2 separate regions of the Homo sapiens genome follow, and region 2 is linked to region 1. Evidence: chromatin loops called from intact Hi-C (ENCODE). Cell type or tissue: PC-9. All regions are shown on one strand. Each heading gives the region's core, and the rest is flanking DNA. Links, peaks and the distances in the headings are about the cores only.

Evidence for each region. A loop is a pair of places that touch in the nucleus more often than their neighbours do. Peaks named below come from ENCODE experiments on the same cell type or tissue, not always from the same donor. Only the 100,000 strongest peaks of a DNase experiment are listed, where the experiment ranks them.
Region 2: a loop joins it to region 1, with 24 times the contacts of the local background. A loop is called at or near these places in 1 of 110 quality-filtered maps.

Annotation. Positions count from the first base shown.
Region 1 is chr5:383,110-390,607 of GRCh38, reverse strand. The region is part of intron 4 of AHRR (aryl hydrocarbon receptor repressor); the gene reads right to left. The region is part of intron 6 of PDCD6-AHRR (PDCD6-AHRR readthrough (NMD candidate)); the gene reads right to left. Among named protein-coding and RNA genes, the nearest start is that of EXOC3-AS1, 56 kb to the left of the region's middle. In PC-9, for the core only: no CTCF peak of the experiment used is centred there; DNase peaks (open chromatin) are centred at 3,627 and 3,897.
Region 2 is chr5:1,552,060-1,559,557 of GRCh38, reverse strand. It overlaps LOC107986397 (a long non-coding RNA gene), which reads right to left. Exons shown (of 2, transcript XR_007059102.1): 2 at 3,603-7,498. Among named protein-coding and RNA genes, the nearest start is that of LPCAT1, 32 kb to the right of the region's middle. In PC-9, for the core only: no CTCF peak of the experiment used is centred there; DNase peaks (open chromatin) are centred at 2,327, 4,027 and 4,990; H3K4me3 peaks cover 503 bases; H3K27ac peaks cover 369 bases; H3K27me3 peaks cover 384 bases.

The DNA of each region.
Region 1 (7,498 bases), core at 979-5,978:
TCAGGCTCTGCTCATTTTCCTGACTTTATTATTTCCACCTCTTTTTCCTTTACTCATGGAAAGACCTCTTCAGCGTTAACGTCAAATGCTTCTCCGGGATCGTTAGGGCTTTTGCTCTCATGCTTTTAATTGTTGAGCCGTTTTCATGTCTGAATTTTCTTTCTGCAGCGACTGATTTTCATTTGGTCGGTGCGGTGCTTTCACTGGTCTCCGAGGATCCTGATGACAGCTGCCTTTGTCTTTCTTTTAAGAAATTTTTTTATTTTAATGCTTGTGGGTACACAGTAGGTGTATATATTTATGGCGTGTCTGAGATGTTTTGATGCAGGCGTGTGATGCATAACGGTCACATGGAGGATGGGGTGTCCATCCCTCAGCACTTACCCTTTGTGTTACAAGCAATCCAATCACACTCTTCGTTATTTTTAAATGTACGATTAAGTTACCGTTGACTGCAGTCCCCGCGTTGTGCCACAGATGCCGGGCCTCTGTCTTTTCTTCATTCCGTGTGTTTCTGTCCTTTCCGGCCTCTGTCTTTTCTTCGTCCCGCGCATCTTTGTCCTTTCTGGCCTCTGTCTTTCCTTTCCTTTCCTGTCCTGTCCTGTCTGCATTCTGCGCATCACTGTCCTTTCCAGCCTCTGTCCTGTCTCCCCTCCCCCTCCCTCCCTTCCCCTCCCCCTCCCCCTCCCTCCCTTCCCCTCCCCCCACCCTTTCCTTTCCTGCCTCTGTCTTTTCTTCATTCTGTGCATCTCTGTTCCCTCCAGCTCGTCTTCTCAGGTTGGGTCTCACTCCTGTCTTTCACGGTGGCCTCTTTCCTTAAGAACCCAGCAATGCTGGCGCAGGTGCCAGAGCGGGCCTGTGCCGTGTGTCCTGGGGGCCGCCATATCTGCGCCCTGGTCCTTTCTCTGGGCCGTCAGACCCCCCAGAGGCCTTGTGGTGGAGGCGTGCAGTGCTCTGACGCTGGTCTGGGGGAAGGGCCCGGGCTCGGTGTCCAGGGCTCCCAGCTGCCACCTCTGCAGGGCCGAGGAAGAGCCCCTCGAGCTTTTCCACAGAATGGGGGGACCTGGGTGGCTAAGGGCTCCTCGACTGTTCAGCAGCATCTGAAGCACGTCCAGCTGCATCACGCATTGGGATTTCCGGCTACGCAGCACGTGGCTCCCTCGCGTTGAATGTGGCTTGATGTTGGTGTCGTTGATTCACTTTGAGAATGTGATCCGAGTCGCTCGGGCACCGGTGGCCACTGTGCCACTTCCCAGCGATCTCTCTGGTTTTCAGGGCTTTACGTGGACTCACGCACTGTGGATGCTGCCTGGTTCACAGCCTCTTCCCTTAAAGTTTGTTCCTTCAGCCGCATCTGCTGGAGCCTCGGCTCACTGTCCAGCCCCAGCTCACCCCCCTCCCTCACCCCCGCCTTCGACACCCCCACAACCCCACTGGGCCCCCGGGCTCCCCTCCGCCAGGGCATCGTCAGCATGGCCACCTGGCTCATGGGGCGGCTGGTCCCTGCCGCAGATGGTCTCCCTGAGGAGAGAGAATCGTGCCCAGACTGTGACCATGTGGCTCATGGGGCGTCTGGCCCAGCAGGGCCCCCAGGACAGCCCTGAGCCCCAGCCAGCCCTCCCGTTCAGGTGACAACTGCTTGGGGCCCTTTGCTCTTGGGTCCTCACTCGGCTCCATCTTCTCTCCTGTGCGAGGCACCGGCGGAAACCCTCCGCACCTGCTGCTTTTGTCATGAGCATTGTGTCCTCAGGCATCTGGCCCAGCCACACTGTCCTCCTGCCAGCTTCCTGTTTCCATCCAGCCAGCGGGACGGAACCTCTGCCCAGTGGCTTTGAGGTTTGAAACTGAAGTCCCCCGAGATGCTCTTCAGGGCCCAGAGGGGTCACAGCTTAGTCCTCGTCCTGGCCAATGGGAGGACGGTGCCCCTGGCTCTGACACCCCCGCTCCTCATGTCACCAAGCCCCATGCCAGGCTGTGCCCCTCCAGTCGGCTCGGCCCCTCAGGGCTGCCTGGCATGAAGCAGCCTCGGCTCAGGGCCACCGCAGACGCCCTGGTTTGGAAGAGACCTGCCGGGTGTCCAAACCCCACTCCTCCAGGCTCCCCCTGGGAGAAAAGCAGCAGTGGGGACCCCGGCTCCCTCCTTACAAGGGTGTGACAGATACAACCTCACAGCACCTCAGTTTCCCCAAGCATAAACAGAGGTAATGGCAGGTACCCTCCCCATAGCCATCGATGGATGGCTGCGTGAGTCCATGAGCTTCACAGTCTTGGGGCAGCCCCAGGCGCAGTCGCACTGAGCCCTGTGTACGACAGCAGTTCAGGGCTTGGGTTCGGGACGGGGGGAGGCCTGAGTTTCTGCCCCAACCCTGAGCTCTTCCAACCTGAGCTTTCCCCTGTCTGGTACGATAGAGCTGTGAGGTAAGCACAGTGGTACTGGGCTGAGTGGTGTCCTCCAAAATTCATTTCCTTCCAAACCCATGAATGTGACCTTCCTGTATTGGGACATAGGACAGTGGCGGATGTCACGAAGCTGAGATGAGGTCACACTGGATTAGGGTGGGCCCTAAATCCAGTATGACTGCTGTCCTTACAAGAGGGAGATTTGTACCCAGACACACTGACAGAGATGCAGATTCACAAGAAGAACATTCCAGAAGCGAGGGGGTGTGGAGTACACTCTCCCCAAGAGCCTTTGTCAAGGGGCCCGTCCTGCCAACACCTCGCTTGCAGCCCATCGGCGCTGGTTTTGGCTCCTGGCCTCCAGGCTGTGAAGAATAACCCCTGTTGTTCGAGCCACACAGTTTGCAGTCATTCATTAAGGCTGCCCCAGGAAGCTGACATGGTGTCGCCAAGTTCCGGCAGGTACAGCGTATGGACACACGATCACACTCAGAAAACACGAGCGTCCACCACCATCACCACTATGTGTTACCGGTATTACCACTGCTGCTGTCAGAAGCCACAGAAGAGGCTGAGGAGGTCAGGCCCCTGTCCCAGGACCTCCAACAGTGCCTCATCCCTCAGCAGACAGGGTGAAAGGCAGGTGGAGGGACGTGCTGCATGGCTGTTGTGTGCCTGTTGCGTGGCTGCTGTGGCAAAGGTTTGTGTGCACATAAGCACCTGGAGAGAAAATCCGTCCCTGTGGATGGAGGACCCCCACAATGGGGTCCCTGCTGTACAAGAAGAGGGCAATCCTCATTATTTTTTCCTCCCTTTCTCTCACCACTTTGTCCTGGCAGCAAGCCTGTTTGCACAGAACCATGCAGCAGGAATGGCAGCTATGACCCCAAGAGAAACATCGTCTTTCTCATCAGAAGACCAGGAGTCATCCCCAGGAGGCAGCAGGGTGGGGGACGTAAGCAGAGGAGAGAGCAGGAGACAGGACCCCGCTTCTGTGTACGAACTGACACGTGTCCTGGCTCATCCCAAGCTGCAGGTGTGGAACACACCAGAGACACAGCGTAAAGCACTTTGAGCTGCACTGACGTGAACCTGTGCCCAAGGCCCCAAGGACTGCCTGTCAGGGGCAGACCCACCCCGTGCAGCAGAGGCTTTGACAATCAAACGGATATGGAAACAAGGCTCCCAGAAGGAGAGAGAACCTGCGAGCTGAGCCTCACTACTGGGCTGCCTGTGACTAAGACAAAACAAAAAATAATCCACATTCCCTAGATGGTGCCTCAGGACCCAGAGCCTCAGGGCACAGGTGAAAAGTGTCCGGGATGAAGTCTGGGTTAGTTCCAGGACCCAGAGCCTCAGGGCACAGGTGAAAAGTGTCCGGGATGAAGTCTGGGTTAGTTCCAGGACCCAGAGCCTCAGGGCACAGGTGAAAAGTGTCCGGGATGACGTCTGGGTTAGCTCCCTGTTACTGCTGTAGCACATTACCACACACTCATGGCTTCCAACAACACAAACACATTCCCTACAGACCCGTGGCTGAAGCCTGGAATGATCTCCGTGGGCTAAAGCGAGGAGCCCCATGGCTGTGCTCCAGAATCTGCAGGCCTAGGGGGAACCATCTTGCTGCTTTTCCCAGCTTCAAGAGGCTGCCTGCGCTCCACACCTTGGCTCAGGGCCAAGGCCAGCTATGCAGCATCACTCTGACCCTTCTTCTGTTGCCACATCTCTTTCTCTGGCCCAGTGAGAAAGATTCTCTACTTTTAAGGATTCTTGTGATTACGGTGAACCTGCTTGGATAATCTCCCCACCTCAAGACCTGCTTAATCACATCTGCATGATCCCTTTTACCACGTAAAGTGACATATTCACAGACTCTGGGAATCAGCATGTGAACAGCTTTGGGCCCATTATCCTGTCTATCACACAATCCTAAATTACTGTACATCCTAAGAACCAGAATATGGGACTAATATTCAAGGGAAAAGATGATAAACAGAGAATAAACTCCGAAATGACACAGATGATATAATGATAGATAAGGATCTTAAACAGCCAATATAACCATACTCCATGAGGGAAAGGTAAAGACTCTTGAAATTTAAAAAAAAGCTAAAAAGTCCCAGCAGATACACAGACACTGAAAAAAAGAATGAAATTGAAATTTTAGAACTGAGAAATAAAATACATGAAGTAAACATTTCATTGGATGAGTTTAATAGCAAATGGAGGCGACAGAGAAAAGAATCAGTGAAGTTAAAGGCAGTTCAACAGAAATTATCTAGTCTGAGAAAGAAAACATTGAAAAAAATGAACACAGCCTCAGAGGTCTGTGAGGAAATATTAAAAAGTCTAACATTTTCATCAACTGAGTCTCTGAAATGGAGGGGAAGAAAAAGATGGGTGCCATAAAGAATAATTTCCCAAATTTGGTGAAATAAATGAACAGGTTCAAGAAGATCAGCGAACCCTAAACAGGAAAATCTCTAATATCTAAGCTCAGATACATCATAATTAAGCATCAAAATTAAAATTAAAGATAAAGAAATAGTCATAAAGGTAACCAGAGAAAAATGACACATAACACACAGGGAACAATAATTTGAATGACTGTGAATTTCTCATCAGAAACCACAGAGGCCAGAAGATAGTGGACAACAAATTTAAAGTGCTAGACAAAAAATAACTACCCAGAATTCTATACCCAGCAAAAGTATTCACCACAAATGGAGGCGAAGCTGGGCATGGTGGTTTATACCTGTAATCCTAGCACTTTGGGAGGCTGAGGCAGGAGAACTGCTTCAGGTCAGGAGTTTATGACTGGCCTGGGCAACATAGCAACCCTGTATCTCTACAGAAAATTTAAAAAGTAGCTGAGCATGGTGGTGTGCACCTGTAGTCCTAATTATTTGGGAGGCTGAGGCAAAAGGATTTCTTGAGTCCAAGAGTTCAAGGTTACAGTAAGGTATGATCATGCCACTGCACTCCAGCCTGGGCAACAGGTTGAGACCCTGTCTCAAAAGAAAAAAAAAAACGATAAATAAAAGACACATCACCAGCAGACCTGCACCATAAGAAGTGCTAAAGAGAGTTTTGTTTGTTTGTTTGTTTTTGTTTTTTCTCACTGCAATGTCCACCTCCCGGGTACAAGCAATTCTCCTGCCTCAGCCTCCTGAGTAGCTGGGATTACAGGCATGTGCCACCACGCCCGGATAATTTTTGTATTTTTAGTAGAGACAGGGTTTCACTATGTTGGCCAGGCTGATCTTGAACTCCTGACCTTGTGATCCGCCTGCCTCAGCCTCCCAAAGTGCTGGGATAACAGGCATGAGCCACCGCGCCCGGCCTAAAGAGAGTTCTTAAACAGAACTGATACCACAGGGAAATGCAAAACCTCAGGAACCAAAGGAGAACAACAGACGTGGCAAGTATCTGGGAAAATATGTATACTATTTTAAACTCAAGTTCTTTAAAATATTTATGACTATATTGTCTGGGCCGGGTGCGGTGGCTGTAATCCCAGCACTTTGCAAGGCCTAGGCAGGCAGATCACCTGAGGTCAGGGGTTCAAGACCAGCCTGGCAAACATGGTGAAACCCCATCTACTAAAAATATGAAAGTTAGCTGGGCATGGTGGTGCACGCCTGTAATCCCAGCCACTCGGGAGACTGAGGCAGGAGAATCGCTTGAACCCAGGAGGTGGAGGTTGCAGTGAATCGAGATCATGCCATTGCACTCCAGTCTGGGTGATAAGAGCAAAACTCCATCTCAAAAAAATTATATTGTCTGGAGGGTTTAATGTATGTAGATATAATACATATGACAAATATAAAGCAAAAGTGTAAGAGGATTTATGTGGCTTAAGGTTTTGAGGTTTTACTTGAAGTAGTAAAATTTCAACTTTGTAAAGTAGGATTTATATATTATAATCCTTACAACAACTACTAAAAAATAAGAAAATATACACCCAAAAGCGAATAGATAAGCTAAAATGTAATACCAATACATATTCCCATAATCAAAGAGAGGGCAGAAAAGATGAAAGAGGAGAACAAAAAATAGAAAAATAATAAAGCAGTAGACTTAAATCCAATAATATCAATGATTACCAAGGGAAACTATCAGGAATAAGGAGGCATTTTACATACAGGGTCAACATACATGACACATGACCCAAACACACCAATTAGAAGACAGAGATTGTCAGACTTGATTGAAAAAAAATCAAGGCCCAACTTACATACTGCCAACAAAACACACACTTTTAATATAATGACATAAATTGATTAAAAGTAAAAAGATGGAGTAAGATATTCCAAGCAAACATTAATCAAAAGAAAGCTGGGGGCTGGGTGTGGTGGCTCACACCTGTAATCTCAACACTTTGGGAGGCCGGGGGTGGGAGGACAGCTTGAGGCCAAGAGTTCTAGACTATCCTGAGCAACGAGGGACATCCCCATCTCTATAAAAAAGAATTTTAATTAGCTGGGTATGGTGGCACATGCTTGTAGTCCCAGCTACTCAAGAAGCTGAAGCGGGAGGATCTCTTGAGCTCAGGAGTTCAAGGTTACAGTGAGCTATGATCACATTGCTGCACTTCAGCCTGGGTGACAGAGCAAGACCCTGTCTGTATTAAAAAAAAAAAAAGAAAAGAAAGCTGGAATGCTATATTAGTACCAGACAAAGTGGATTTCAGAACAAGAGAAACTACCAGGAATAAGGAGGCATTTTACATACAGGGTCAATTCATGAAGAAAACACAGTAATATCCTAAATGAGTATGTACCCTAAAACAGAATTCCAAAATACATAATGCAAAATCTGAAAGGACCAAAAAGAGAAATATAAAAATCCACAATTGTACTTTAAGATGTTGACATTCTTCTCTCAGGTTGAGACTAGATAGGAAATCAAGAATAACCTGAACACAACAAGTCAACTGGATATAATTAATGTTTACAGAACAACTCACACAATGACAGTGGAATACCCCTATTTTCCCAGTGCAGTGAACAGTCATCAAGACAGACCATATTAAAATTGTCTTTAACAAATATAAAAGAATAGAAATCATTAAAAAGTATATTCTCTGACCATAACA
Region 2 (7,498 bases), core at 1,700-6,699, 1.2 Mb before region 1:
CTGGGTCACATTTTGGTGATTCTTGCCACAGTTCAAACTTCTTCATTAGTATTATATACGCAGTGGCAATCTGTGATCAGGGATCTTCAATGTTACCGACGTAATTGTTTTGGGTGCTATGAACTGCACCCATATAAGACACAAACTTAATAAATGTTTGGTGTGTTCTAGCTGCCCCTGCAGTCAGCCGTTCCCCCACCTCTCTCCCTCTTCCCAATCATTCCTGTTCCCTGACACACAACAATATTGAAATTGGCCCGGTTACTAAACCTTCCATGGCCTCAGAGTGCTCAAAGGAAGAGCCACGACGCCTCACTTTAAATCAAAACCCAGAAATGATTCAGCTTAGCAAGGAAGGCAGGTTGAAAGCTGCGATAGGCTGAAAGCTAAGCGAGGCCTGCACCAGTGAGACAAGTAATGAAGACAAAGGAAAAGTTCTTAAGGGAGATCACAAGTGCTGTTCTAGAGAGTGCATGAATGATGGGAAGTGAACCCGCCTTGTTGCTAATACAGAGAAAGCTTTTGTTTTCTGGATAGACAGTCAAAACAGCAACACCATTCCCTTAAGCCAAACCCTAGTCCAGAGCAGGGCCCTAACTTTCTTCAATTCTGTGAAGGCTGAGACAGGCGAGGAACCTGCAGAGGAAGAGTGGAAGCTGGCAGAGGTGGGTTCATGAGGTTTAAGGAAAGAAGCCGTCTCCATAACATAAAAACGCAAGGTGACGCGGCAGGTGCTGATGGAGAAGCTGCAGCAAGTTACCTTCCGCGTCCAGAAGATCTGGCTAAGATCACTGATGAAGGTGGTTGCGCTTAACAACAGATTTTCAATGTAGATAGAACAGCCTTCTATTGGAAGAACACCATCTAGGACTTTCCTACCTAGAGAGGCCAAGTCAGTGCCTGGCTTCAAAGCTTCAAAGACAGGCTGACGCTCTTGTTAGGAGCTGGTGCAGTGGTGACTTTCATTGGAAGCCGATGCTTATGGATCATTCTGAACATCCCAGGGCCCCTAAAAACCATGCTCAGTCTACCCTGCCTTGCTCTATAGATGCAACGAGAAAACCTGGATGTCAGCATGTCTGTTTACAGCACGGTTTACTGACTATGTTAAGCCCACTGTTGAGAACTACCGCTCAGAAAAAAAGATTCCTTTCAAAATATTACTGCTCACCGACAATGCACCTGGTCACCCAAGAGCTCTGATAGAAATGAACAAGGAGATGAATCTTGTTTCCATGCCTGCTAACTCAACACCCATTCCACAGCCCAAGGACTCATTTCAACTTTCAAGCCTTATTATTTAAGGAATACATTTTTTAAGGCTGTATCTGCCATAGTTAGTGATTCCTCTGATGGATTTGGGAAAAGTAAATTGTAAACCTTCTGGAAAGGATTCACTATTCTAGATGCCACTAAGAACATTCATGATTCATGGGAGGAGGTCAAAGTGTCAGCATGAACAGGCGTTTGGAAGAGGTTCATTCCAATCCTCATGGATGACTTTCAGGGATTCCAGCCTTCAGTGAAGGAAGTCACTGCAGATGTAATAGGAATAGATGTGAGACCAATTACTGCTAAAATGCCTGGGATATGCTCCTTTCGTCTTAGAAAGTGGCTTGTTCTTGGATGTAGCAATGCACACACTTTGAGACACATTTTCCCATGGCAGCTGGCATTTATTACGCCGATCAGGAGCCATGCTTCAGGCACCAGTGCAGCAACAAGGCAGCGTGCTGGCCAAGCCAACTCCCTCCCACAGCACGGGGCCACTGGCTTCTGTGCCCTTACACTCAGACATGACCACATGACTGCTCCTGCTTGGGAGGATAGGGGGCAAGGATGCCACGCTCCCCGGCGCTCTCTCCCACCCCACCACGCCCCCACTTGTCCACTGAGCCCCCAGCTCTCTCATCCACAGCTGGACGCAGGGACCCAGCCAGACGCTCCAAGAGGTCCCTAGAGGAAGGCAGCATCTCAAGGCAGAGTCAGGCCCTGGGGAGAAACACGCTTTTACCATCCAGGGCCATGGAGCTCCCGGCTGTGAGTGAAACAGCACCTGGCCCTGGTGCACGCACGTGGGGCACGCAGAAACCCACACACAGGGAATTCACCGAATTCTCACCCACGCGGTGGGCTGGGCCCTGCTCACCCCAGGTAAAAAACACATGACCTGAGCTGACAGGGGAGTGTAGTGTGGGCTCCACCTGAGGAGGAGGCGCAAAGGTTTCAGCAATTCAGAGAGGTGGGTGTGCCTGGAAATGCACTGGGAACAACCTCACCCCGAATCAGAGGAACTTCCCCGTTACCAGCCTGGGCCACAGCTCCACACCCGGGCCCTCTGCCGTTTGCCAACTGTAAGTGGCCTCTGCCCACCTGAGCAGTTCATGAGAAACAGGAAAACCATTTCCAGAAACCAGTTTAGAGTCAAACAGTTACCTGAGTTCAGCATTTCAAGAAGTTGGCCCTTCTATGTCACACATTATTATTTTGTATTTATTTATGAAAGCAATGCGTGCTAACCCTACAAAACTGGAAGAGGCATTGAGGGAAAGGAAGAAACTGAAGACCATGGCCACAGGCCTTCCGGGACTTTCCTGCGTGTTCGTGTCTACTCAGGGCTGACGTCGCACAGTTCTGCATCCTTCATTGTCACGTGGTATTTTCTTAAGACAATTCCATGTCATAAAAGTGCATAATTTAAAGCGCTAAATTGTATCATATCGATTCTTCTTCCATTTATTCCGATGCCCCCCCCACGCCCCCCCCCCACCCCGTGGACCTGTTCTCGTGCTGCCAGGGCCTTCACAGCACCGTTCCCTCTGCCGCCGCCGCCATGCGAAGCCCTCCTCACCCTGTAGCCCCACCAGGAGGGAAGCTCCGTCCCTCAGCAGCCAGCACTCCCATGGGGATTCCTGCAGGAGAAACCTGAGGGTAAGGGGCGAGGCGAGCAGGATAGGGCAGGACCAGGCGTCAGGAGGGGGTCCCTGTCAGCCAGTGACCCGCACCCCACTGCTGGCCCTGGGGAGGCCAGGGTGGCCATGGCACCCGCCACTGTCAGTCATTGGCTCTGGGCCACCCACAGTCTGTGCTCGTGACCTCCCAGGCATCTCCCAAAGAGGTACACAGCCTCCTCAACTCGGCAAAGGGGTACAGGCCCAGACAGGGCATCTGGGAGGCACGGCAGCACCTCCACAAGCCCTGTGGACAACGGTGGGCCCCATCTGGCACCGCCCACTCTGCACATGGCACTCAGGAGGCGCTCGGGGCACCTGTGTTCATGGAGCACAGAGCAAAATGGCACTTGCGCGCACGTGGGATTCATGCCCCAGCCCGCTGTCCTCAGCCAATGGGCAGCAAGCTGGAGATACACTCCTTCCTGGAGGCCTCGGGCCAGGGGCTCTGTCGCCAGGCTCTAGATCAGCACTGACCCCTTCCTGGATCATGACCCGGACATGGGGTGGACCTAGGGCCTCGGCTGGGGTTGGAGAGATGATAAGGGAGGCTGTGGCCTGCAAGGTGAGGCCCGCAGGGCTCAGCATTGATCTGGCCTCCCCTCAGATTGCTCCAGTGGCCTCTCTCAGCCTCAAGCTTCTCATCAGTAAAATGGTGCAGAAAACAGGGCTTCATGTCCTGGAGGGTGTGAATTCACCAGGGCCCTAAATCACCCAGACCCCTACTGTGTCCTTGCAGGGACATGGCACTCCTGCGTTTGCTTCATTCCATTAAAGAGAAAAAACACAGACACAGCCACTGGTTGTAGAGCTCGTGGTAAACAACCCACCGCCGGCGCCCCGCTCCACAGCCACCCCACAGCTGCCGTTCTGACGCGCGGCCGCCACTGTGCAGCTCTTTCTGCTGGACGTGGCATCTTCGCCTCCTCCGACATCTAAGAATCCTGGGCCAGCCCTGTGGTTCACCACAAGGAATGCCGTACATTGGGCAACTATGAGCCAGGAAACCACACTCAGAGGAGCTGGACACGGGACATCAAGGGCACTGCTGGCAGTTGAATGGTGTTTGCAGAGGGAGGCAGGGAGACGAGGGCAACCTTGACCCAAGCTCTTGCTCGGATAAACACTTAAGCAACGTTGTCAGGAAGGAATCCATGACTCGATGGTTCAGCAAATATTAGCTCAGCAGGTGGCATTCAGCTGCTGGGGGCAGAGACAGCATTGCATGCAGACACGGCTCCACTCAAGTTGGCCCGCCCTCGTGTGTGAGGAGGGCGCCCGGCCAGCCAGCACCCACCCTGGAGGCTCCCTTGGCAGGTGCAGTCCACCTGGCCCAGCTGCAGACAAGACCCGTGGCTTGGAGGTTCTGGGTGTGTCTCTGTCTCTGTGGGCTGAGGGACATCGTGGAGCCCATCCTCAGCCCCATGGGAGCCTGAGACACTCCCTCCTCACTGCTCACACCAGACCAGGTTCAGAAAGAGACATGAGGCACTGTGCGTTTTGCAGAGTCCACAGGATGAACACAAGGGTTTGGATCCCAGACGTGCCAAATGCCTAAAGGGTGCACTCATTAAAAAACAAAGCTTTGAAGCTGAGGATCATTTCTGCAATGTGGAATAATCCTTGTTTTTAGAAAAGTCAGTTTTCAATTCAATCTGTCTCATAATTGAAAATCTTTATGTAGTGAAGTATCTTGAAGTAAAACAAGCTGCTAACAAGCCACCATCACAACTTAATGAGCGCAGCACAGGGGCACTTCCCGGCACGCGCCTGCCCTCGGCCACACGGCTGGTTTCCACCAGGCTCCCCACATGTTGCCTTCAGGCTGAGCCTCGGAGGCACCCATGTTGGCCGTAGCCTTGTAGAACAGTTAAAATTCATAAATGCACTGGAGTTTTGGGGGACCAAGCCGCTCACCTTGCAGAGAAGGAAGATGAGGTGCTGAACACCCAATGCCTTGATCAAGGACATGCAGTGGCCCCAAACCAGGACCTGTCCCTTGCCCTCGGCTGCCCTGTGCCCTGGTCAGGTGTGGTCAGGCCTGTGGAGTTTCTGTTTGGTAAAGACCTTGCATCAGGCATGTCACCTCCAAGATGTCCCTCCCTTTTACCCTGCCTCTCATTACCAAGCTCAGACACAACTTTACCTGCTTCCAGACACCCAATTAAAACCCATCCACACGTAAAACCTCTTGGGCCATGAGGAGCAGGGTTACACCTGGGGGCACTGGATGTGGGGCATGGCTCTTCCTGTGCCCTGGGCCCCAGGTGCCCCCACAAAGCCCTTGGCTGCCCTTGGGTCCACCCCTCCTCACCCCCAGCACAGCAGTTTCCGGCACTGAGACTTGCGCTCTCACCTGCTGAGACTTTCGGAGCGTTCGTTTGAGCAGCACCTGTGGCCAGTAAGATCCTCGCGTTGAAAGGCCTCCCAGCCTCTGGAGGCCTCCTGGGAGCCGCTGTCCTCATAGGATGTGTCCCCCAGGGGGAAAGGCTCCCCACCCTGCCAGTTCCTCCACCAGCGGGACCAGCAGCACCCATCTGGTCCTCAGCCCGCTGGGCTTCAGATCCCTGCCAGCCCACAGGATTCTCCCAACACCCTGCCCCAAGCCCCACAGAGCCAGGGTCCCCTCACCCTGTGGGCGGCCACTGCAAAGCCATGCAGCCCCTGAGAGCCCACCCTGTCCCCGAGTGGAGTGGGCCGCCTTCCACCCGCACATCAGCACCTGTGACCGTGGCCTGCTGTCACTCTCAGCTGTCCAGGGTTGGGTGCTGGGCACTCAGGCATCTGGTGCCATTGAGGGCAGCGGGTCCCCCTCACCAATAGGGTAGAGAGGAAGGAGGTGATCAGAATAGCCCCTGTGGCTCAGCAGGCCCAGCTTGCAGGCCCACCAGAGCCTTGCAGGACCCCACTTCCCCCATCAATGGGCTGCAGAGGAAACTGCAGGGCTGGGCTTTTCTATCAGAGGACCATCCGGACATCTCAGATTACAGAGCCACAAAGACGGGGAGCTGGCGGGGCAACTCCCCAAAATCCAAAGGAGTGGGGGGCTCTAAGTCACGGCGGCTCTAAGTGGTGAGGGCTCTAGTGGTGGGAGCTCTAAGACTTGGGGTCTCCAAGTCGTGGGGGCTCTAAGTAGTGGGGGCTCTAGTGGTGGGGGCTCTAAGCCGTGGGGTCTCCAAGTCGTGGGGGCTCTAGTGGTGGGGGCTGTAAGTCGTGGGGGTCCTCAGGACCCTCTTTGGCAGAGGAGAGCCCACCTGGGCTAATGCTCACTGTCTGGAAACTAAAGACCAGCTCCGTGCACTTTAGGACGTGAAGAAAAGGCAGAGTGAAGGAGGCTCCTGAGCGTCCTGTAAACTCTTGGAAGTTCCTCCGGGTTCGGGGCGCCTCTTTCCCAAGCCAAGCCCAGCAGTGCTGTCTGCTCCCCCCACCCCTGGGCTGACCTAATGAAAGCCCGCTCTCTCCAGGCGCCCATCTGTGAGTCCGTCGCGGCAGGCCTCGGCGGGGCCCTCTCTGCTCAGAGCTCTTCTGGGTGGAACAGAGGCTTTTTGTTGCACGGGATTTCCAGGGCTGTGCTGGCTTCATGCACCGAGGGGCCTGCTCTATAGGCCACGGCCGCCGGGCCAGCGTCCAGCGGGAACACAAGGGAGCTGTGTGTCGCTGGGTCAGCATCGTGGCCCAGCCCGGCGGGAAAGTGGGGTGGCTGCTACTAAGGCTCTGGCTTGTTTGAATGAGGTTGCTTTTCCCAGAGTAGCTGAAGTGTCAGTCCACGCCGAGAGCTGGTTGCCTGCCAGCATCGTTGCCTTTAGATTTAAAATGAAAATATGACAGAGCCAGAAGCTGGGTAAACTGTTTTCCAACCCTCTCCTTTCACAAAGCCAAATGGAATAATTGAGATCAAATCCAACTCTTCAAAAATGCATTTGCCTGACAACTCTCCATGCCAAGTGTCGGCCTGAAATAATCCCTTCGCTGACGCTCTAAGCCCGGAGAAAGGCTGCCTGTCACAGGGGTGCTGACGCCGCCAGACACAACCGCGCCAATGAACTGAATCCTCACTCTGAAAGCGAAAGGGTTGGCTGCAAACTGAAGCTAAAACCAGATGCCCATCAATGCTGTTAGCAGTAAAATGACTGATGATTAGGCAAATGGTTTTACTTTGAAATGTAAAATGAATTGAAAAAAGCAATATTACAATAAAAATATAAAACCATAATTTGTCAAATAAAACAAAACTAAATGGGTAAAACTTAAAGTCATAATTGAACACTTGTGAAGTATCGTAGCATCTCACCCCTCTCAGTCCCTCTCCCGAGTCCCACCCAGCCTGGCGTGTGAGACCCTGAGGGTCCACCAGGTCACCCAGTTCCCTTTCTGTGCACCATGTCCCCAGGCTCAGCCACACAGGGTTTATCTGCTATTGCTCCTTCTTTCCAAGTGGTGTTTTCTCTGCCGTCTCTACTCCGTCTCTTACGAAGATCCAGAGCCCCCACTGAAAAGCGCTGCCTTCAAAGTCCCCCAGAACCCGTGTCTCTCCTCTCCGGTTGCAC